Linked DNA regions of Homo sapiens: region 2 is linked to region 1. The links are chromatin contacts, found by Hi-C or POLR2A ChIA-PET in ENCODE. All regions are on one chromosome and are shown on one strand. The core of a region is the stretch at or near the end of the contact, and the rest is flanking DNA. Distances in the headings are between cores, read along the strand shown. Region 1 overlaps LIMS1 (LIM zinc finger domain containing 1). Region 2 overlaps LIMS1 (LIM zinc finger domain containing 1).

Region 1 (3,083 bases), core at 276-2,775:
AGCTCTGTTGTCATGTAGAATTAAAGTTTTGAATTTTTAAAATAAACCTTATTTTGGAATAATTTTAGATTTATAGAAAAGTTGCAGAGGTCAGGAGCTCAGATAATCCTCACATAGTCCTCACCTAGCTTCCCCTCTTGTCAGCACCTTCCATTATCTTCATCATGTCTTTTTTCTATGCCATCAATCAGTCGAGGATACCACATTGTGTTTAGCCGTGGTTGAATTTTTAAATGATTTCTGATTATAAGTTCTCATCTACTGCTGAGAAAAATAACCATTTTCTGACTAGCAGGCAGTACACCGTTATGGTTTAAAACCAGGCTGAGGCCAGGTTTCAGTTTTTCACTCAATTACGTAATAACTGTATAGTAAGTTACACTTTCTATGTCTTGTCTCATCACCTTTGAAATGGGAATAATAATAGTACTGTTTCATTAGATTATTGTAAAAACTAAATTTGGTAAGTGTATGCAAAGTGCTTATCACAGTTCTGGGCGCATAAGAAGCACTCAATACATCTAGCTCTTGACCAAGGTGCTATTTCCTAAATTATATTGAGCCCCGGGGAAGGAATAATCAGAGCCTTTATTTCTTCCCCAAGGCTCTGATTTAAAAAATAACCTATCAATGTTTTTTTTCACTTTCCTTAGAAATAGTGCACTTGCTTTGGTTCTATATAGTGGTCTCATTACATTTTGAGGTATTTCACTTCTATTTTGGGAATTTTTGTTCAGTAGAACATAGTTCCCTAGAGTGTTTTGATCAATCAAAAATATTGGCTCTAGGCTGGGTGCAGTAGCTCACGCCTGTAATCCCAGCTCTGTGGGAGGCCGGGGCGTGGGGATCGCTTGAGCTCAGGAGTTCGAGACCAGCCTGGGCAATGTGGCAAAACCCTGTCTCTACAAAAATACAGAAATTAGCTGGGCGTGGTGGCATGAGCCTGTAGTCTCAGCTACTAGGAGGCTGAGGTGGGAGGATTGCTTGAGCCAGGGAGGCAGAAGTTGCTGTGAACCATGATCTAAAATATATATATATATATATACACACATATATATACACATATATATAAAATATATACACACATATATAAAATATACACACATATAAAATATATATATACATATATAAAATATATATACATATATTATATATACACATATATAAAATATATATACATATATTATATATACACACATATATATATACACACACATATACACACACACACACACACACACACATATATATATATATATACATATATATATGCCCTAAGAGTGAGTTTTTTCTCTTGGCAGGGGTTCTTGAGATCAGGATTGGAGGATTAAAACTTCAGGCCTTTCTTTTATTAGTCTCACAGAGTGACTGGTTTGATTTGTGTTTTAGAATTAGAATCACCTTCTTCACCAGACTTCCTTTGCATGAAGCAGTAGGAGCAAGTGGCTGCTTGACCAGCTTGAGCTCTAAAGTGTGTTTGTGGTATGAAGTGTTCTCAGAGGAACCGAAATCGGTGTGGTCACACATCATCAGTGCCTCTTCATACACCCACGCTCTCCTGAAGTTTGCTGTTTGTATTGCTTCCAGTGCGTGTTGCTGTTCAACAGTACCCTTGGTTTCAGCGTAGTTGCTATGATGAAGAAAACCTGTTAGAATCTGCCTTTTTTTTTTTTCCAGAACTGTTGGAAACATTGAATAATTCCATGTACTCTAAAAGGAAATAAAGTCTTTTGGGTAATTTGGACCCAAAGACTCCTAAGGAATCTAGGAATTCAGTTACATAGAAGGTCACTTCTTTCACTAGCTTTTGCCTCCAAACCTGCAGGAGAAAACCAGCTGAAGAGGAATACTCATATGAGTGGGGACTGCACCTGAGCACCTCACGAGGCTCCTTTCAGAACCCTCAAACCGACCATTCACAATATTCACGTGGACTAGGTCTGGGTCATTTGGAGAGAGAGAAGGTGTGGGCTGGCTGAGGTGTCTGGGTGGTTTCTAGTCAGTGTTTACACTCCGGGGCTTGCGCTGCGGCTCCTGCGCCTGTCATGCACCCAGTTTCCCAGAAGCTTCCGGGGTTAGGTTGTCAGTGTTGAGAGGCAGTGCTAGTTCAGACTTGACCTTGTGATGGTCTGTGGGGGAGAATGTTTTAGGCCCTGGGACAGTGCAGTTTAATGACTGAAACAGGAATCTTTGAGTCAAATCAACTTGGGTTGGATCCACACACTCTTATTGGTTGTATTGTTTGGTCAAGTCGTTTAACTGCTTTAAGACTCAGTTTCCCCATCTGTAAATGGGTATAATCACAATACATGCCTCATAGGGTTGAGATGGAGGTTAATAACACATAATGTGCTGGGTAGGTACTCCAACGTCAGTTGTTAGTAATAATTATATTACATAAATAGTTGAGAGACTGAGCTTTACAATACAAGCAAACATTTTTATGTCCTAGCTTTTTTCTTTTGTAAACTCGTAAAAGTCTTTATTATTAGAGTCAAAGTAGGTTTAAAACGCTTACGTTTCTGTGGACAAGATTAAGGCAACATGAAGTACATCTGGCTCATGCTGTAGTTCACCAGGTCTGTTTGTTGCTATGTCCACAAAAGAATGTGGGGAGAAACGTTAGCAGTGTGGGTGCTTCCTGCCTCCCTCCCTGGCCCTCTGTGTCCAGTCTGCCCTTCTGCCCTCCCTCCCTACACATCTCTGTGTCCACTCTCCTTGCTGTTCTCTCTGTCACCACCCTGGCTAGCTCAAGCTGCTGTCTGTTCCATGGACTGCCATGTGGCTCTGCACAGCTGTGCTGGTCCTTACCCTGGGGCCTTTGCTGCCTCAGAGAGAGGGGTCCTCAGCAAACAGGTGGGATCTTGTCAGTACCCTGCTTAAGACACGGGCGGCCCTTGGCTCTCAGGGTGAAGAACACCAGGTCCTTCGAAACATGCCACCACCCATGTCTCTTGTCTCATTTCACCTCCTAGCCCTCCCCTCAGCCACAGGGTCAGGCCCTCTTGCTTTTGAGCCTGGTTTCTTGGATCAGATCCAGTGTTTCTGTCTCAGGAAGCTTGCCCCTGCTGTCCTGCTCCCCT
Region 2 (3,083 bases), core at 309-2,808, 50 kb after region 1:
GAAGGTGAGAGTGAGGTGTATGTGTGTGTTAGATCAAATAGGTAATTTACTTTTACCACCTTACTTCTTACATATTTGTACGTAAATGCACATCTATATATGATAATATATGTATATAGAATTATTTTATAGCTGGAGATGGCTGCTCTTTGATTTCTTCTTTTGCCTAGCAGATTTTTATGTTTCCCTGTTATATAAACCATGCTTGAGCAAGGAAAGGTAGTTGACAAAGATCATTGGTAAGTCCATTGTATGCCACTCCGGCAGCATTTTCCCATAGAAACAAACATGAGAGTGGGGTTCCCAGGCCAGCCCACAGAAAAGCTGTTTACCCCATCATGGGTACATGAAATACAGGGCTAGCAAGTATGTAATAATGTCAACTTGGAAACAGCTTTAAGGGTTTGGGTTAAGGAATGCTATTTTATTCACTAGCACACATTTTTTTAAGCTCCTATTGTGTCCCCAAAACACACATTCCCAACAACAAAAACCTTAGCAGTGGAAAGAGGTTTTCGTTTTCTCTTTTCTTCTAGTTCTTTTTTTTTTTTTAACTTTATTTCTTTAGGCCTCCAAACATGCTCTATGTATCTTCTTACAGTTCTTCCTGTTCTTCCTGACTCCTTCCCTGGGCAGTGGGAATCTTTTGGGCAAGGATGATGGATTTAGGGATGGGCAAATGACAGTTGTGAAGATGGACAGGAGCAGGAGAGGCCAATGTACCACAGCAGAAGAGGGCAGGAGAGGAGCTCCAGAGGTGTGAATGGAGGCATCAGGCATAGAGACCCCCTACTGAGGCTATAGGTAGATTGTGATTAGCTGGTGAGGAGAAGGAATAGGAAATCCCTAGGTGCTGCGGCAGCAAGAAGAGAGGGCGTTTGCTGGTGGTAGTGGTGGTGAGCCATGACTCAATTCAGTTAAAGGGACCTGAGGACCTACTTCTACCTCGGCACCATGGAGGCCTGCGGGGACTATGGCAAGGAAGGAGGTGAGACTCCCAAGGCACATTGAAGGGAATTCTGGAAAGCTGGCTTGGAGAGAGCATGGTCTTCTCACTATATGAATCCCTTCTGTATCCCTCCCTTCTTTTTTTTCTCTCCTGTAGTCCAGAGAGGTTGAAATGTCTGATAACATAGCAGGTTTGCGACATGAAAGAGATGAGAGCCTAGCTGGTCTCCTAGTATCTAATACAATATTCTTTCCCTTACATATTCTTTTTAAATATAAGATATTTTTATTGAAATGGGCAATTATGACAAAGGCCTTAGGAGAGCTCGGTCCAGGGGAGCAATAGAGAAGAACTCAGAGAAAAAGACAGGCTTTGTTTTTCCAGACATTTTCCTTATATCCCTGGCTTGCTCTTTCCCCTGTGAGCACCCTGTAGCTCCAGCCCTCCGTCACCTTCTTTCTCCCATTTTGCCTGTGACTTAGGAACGAACATGATGGTTAAGCTACCTTCATTAAGCAGCATGACCGCTTCCTGAGCTCCTGCTGCCGCATTTAGGCCCTGTCAGCTGTGAGGCCACTGGTGCTGAGTCAGAGGGAAAAGCTCAGAACAGCCTTGAGCAGTGAAGAATAAAGTGTGACTCATCTCGTCCTGCCCACCCCTCACACTGGACTATAAATACCCTCCCTGGGTCTGTGTGCTGTTATTCCAAAAGATGCGATGAATACCCAGAACTAGGCTATTCATGGGCTGTTGCCCAGTTCAAGATCTGTTGGGTCCTGAGGAAGATTACTATTTTGGCTAAATTGTTTATCATTAAAACCAGCCCAGGGATGTGTAAACCTGCATCTGGAGAATAAGACATTTCTTTTTGGTTAAATGATATTAGAGAAAAAAACTATCCAAGACTGCTAACAAATAATCTTCACTTTCAGTTATATCCAGCAATAAGTTGTTTTCCAGAAAAGAAAGCTTGGAAACTTACCCAGTTTGCCTTCCATTTGGGACATGACTGATGTGCTTCAGTCTTTGTATAATAAATGCATCTTCGCCACTCTATATCTTTGTTATTGCTTTTGTCTCGTTATCAGAACAACTTCCTTCCCTGATTTCCACAGCCTCTATTTTTTCTTTTCTCTAGAAGACTAGTTAGGGAGACTTAGAAATGGGGTCTGTGCACTCACTTCCCCTTGAAAATGTGATTTACTTTTATGGTAGAACTTTCTGGTACTTTGAATTAAATAGGACATTCTTCCCTTTGGCCACAGAGGCAAGTATAGAATGAGATCCTTGTTTCCTAACCACTTACCAGAACATATATCTGAAGAAATGAGCACCAGTATTTCTGTCTCAACTACAGTTTCTCTTTTTTTTTCTTTCTTTTCTTTTTCTTAAGACAGGGTCTTACCGTGTTACCCAGGCTGGAGTGCAGTGGCACAATCATGGCTCACTGCAGCCTTGACTTCCTGGGCTCAAGCAATCCTCCCACCTCAGCCTCCCTAGTAGCTAGGACTACAGGCACACACTACCACAGCCAGATAATTAAAAAAATTTTTTTTGCAGAAACAGGGTCTTGCCCTGTTGCCCAGGCTGGTCTCGAACTCCTGAGCTCAAGTGATTAGATGCCATTTACCCAGGGAAATACCCTTTCAACCCAGAGGCCCTAACGCTAACTATAGTGGTTCCTAAATCTTTGTGACATCCAGCATTATCTCCAGTAAAAGAAGTATTTTAATTTTTCCCATAAGAAAATACTTTTGGGAGTGAAGCGGAGCCAACAGTTACAAGAGTGATTTAAGTCCAGGAAGTATTGCAGAGTGGGATGGACTGAACCAAGGACTAGGGACCTGGTGTGCAGCTGATTAACCCTGACTTAGTACATGCTCAGGGCTGGGTTCTTTGTTGGTGCTTCACATTTCTCTCTCCTTAGTTTGGATTTCACAAATGTGTCCCTTTTTTCCCATCACAAAATGCATTAACAGTAAAGACCCATTTTTTTAATTTTTTATTTTTATTTTTATTTTTTTTGAGACAGAGTTTCACTCTTGTTGCCCAGGATGGAGTGCAAATGTGCGATCTTGGCTCACCGCAACCTCCACCTTGCGGCCTCGAGTGCTTCTCCTGCCTGAGGCTCCCA

Evidence for each region. A loop is a pair of places that touch in the nucleus more often than their neighbours do. ChIA-PET counts read pairs that join two places held with the same protein, here RNA polymerase II (POLR2A). Pooled maps may share reads with other maps.
Region 2: a loop to region 1 is called in a pooled map, with 5 times the contacts of the local background. The contact joins two enhancer-like sites. A Hi-C loop is called at or near these places in 3 of 168 maps with a recorded cell type or tissue (CD4-positive, alpha-beta memory T cell, endothelial cell of umbilical vein and heart right ventricle), 8 of 37 single-sample maps with no recorded cell type and 9 of 50 pooled maps. POLR2A ChIA-PET finds 5 or more read pairs at or near these places in 4 of 52 experiments (AG04450, GM12878, T-cell and 1 more).

Annotation. Positions count from the first base shown.
Region 1 is chr2:108,610,811-108,613,893 of GRCh38, forward strand. The region is part of intron 1 of LIMS1 (LIM zinc finger domain containing 1); the gene reads left to right. Among named protein-coding and RNA genes, the nearest start is that of LIMS1-AS1, 66 kb to the right of the region's middle. RefSeq lists an enhancer at 1,572-1,631. Within about 2 kb of position 1,526, at least 14 of the 41 ENCODE cell types and tissues checked have a DNase peak (open chromatin) inside an H3K27ac peak, as active enhancers do.
Region 2 is chr2:108,660,798-108,663,880 of GRCh38, forward strand. All of the region lies in intron 2 of LIMS1 (LIM zinc finger domain containing 1), which reads left to right. Among named protein-coding and RNA genes, the nearest start is that of LIMS1-AS1, 16 kb to the right of the region's middle. RefSeq lists an enhancer at 1,376-1,670. Within about 2 kb of position 1,559, at least 9 of the 41 ENCODE cell types and tissues checked have a DNase peak (open chromatin) inside an H3K27ac peak, as active enhancers do.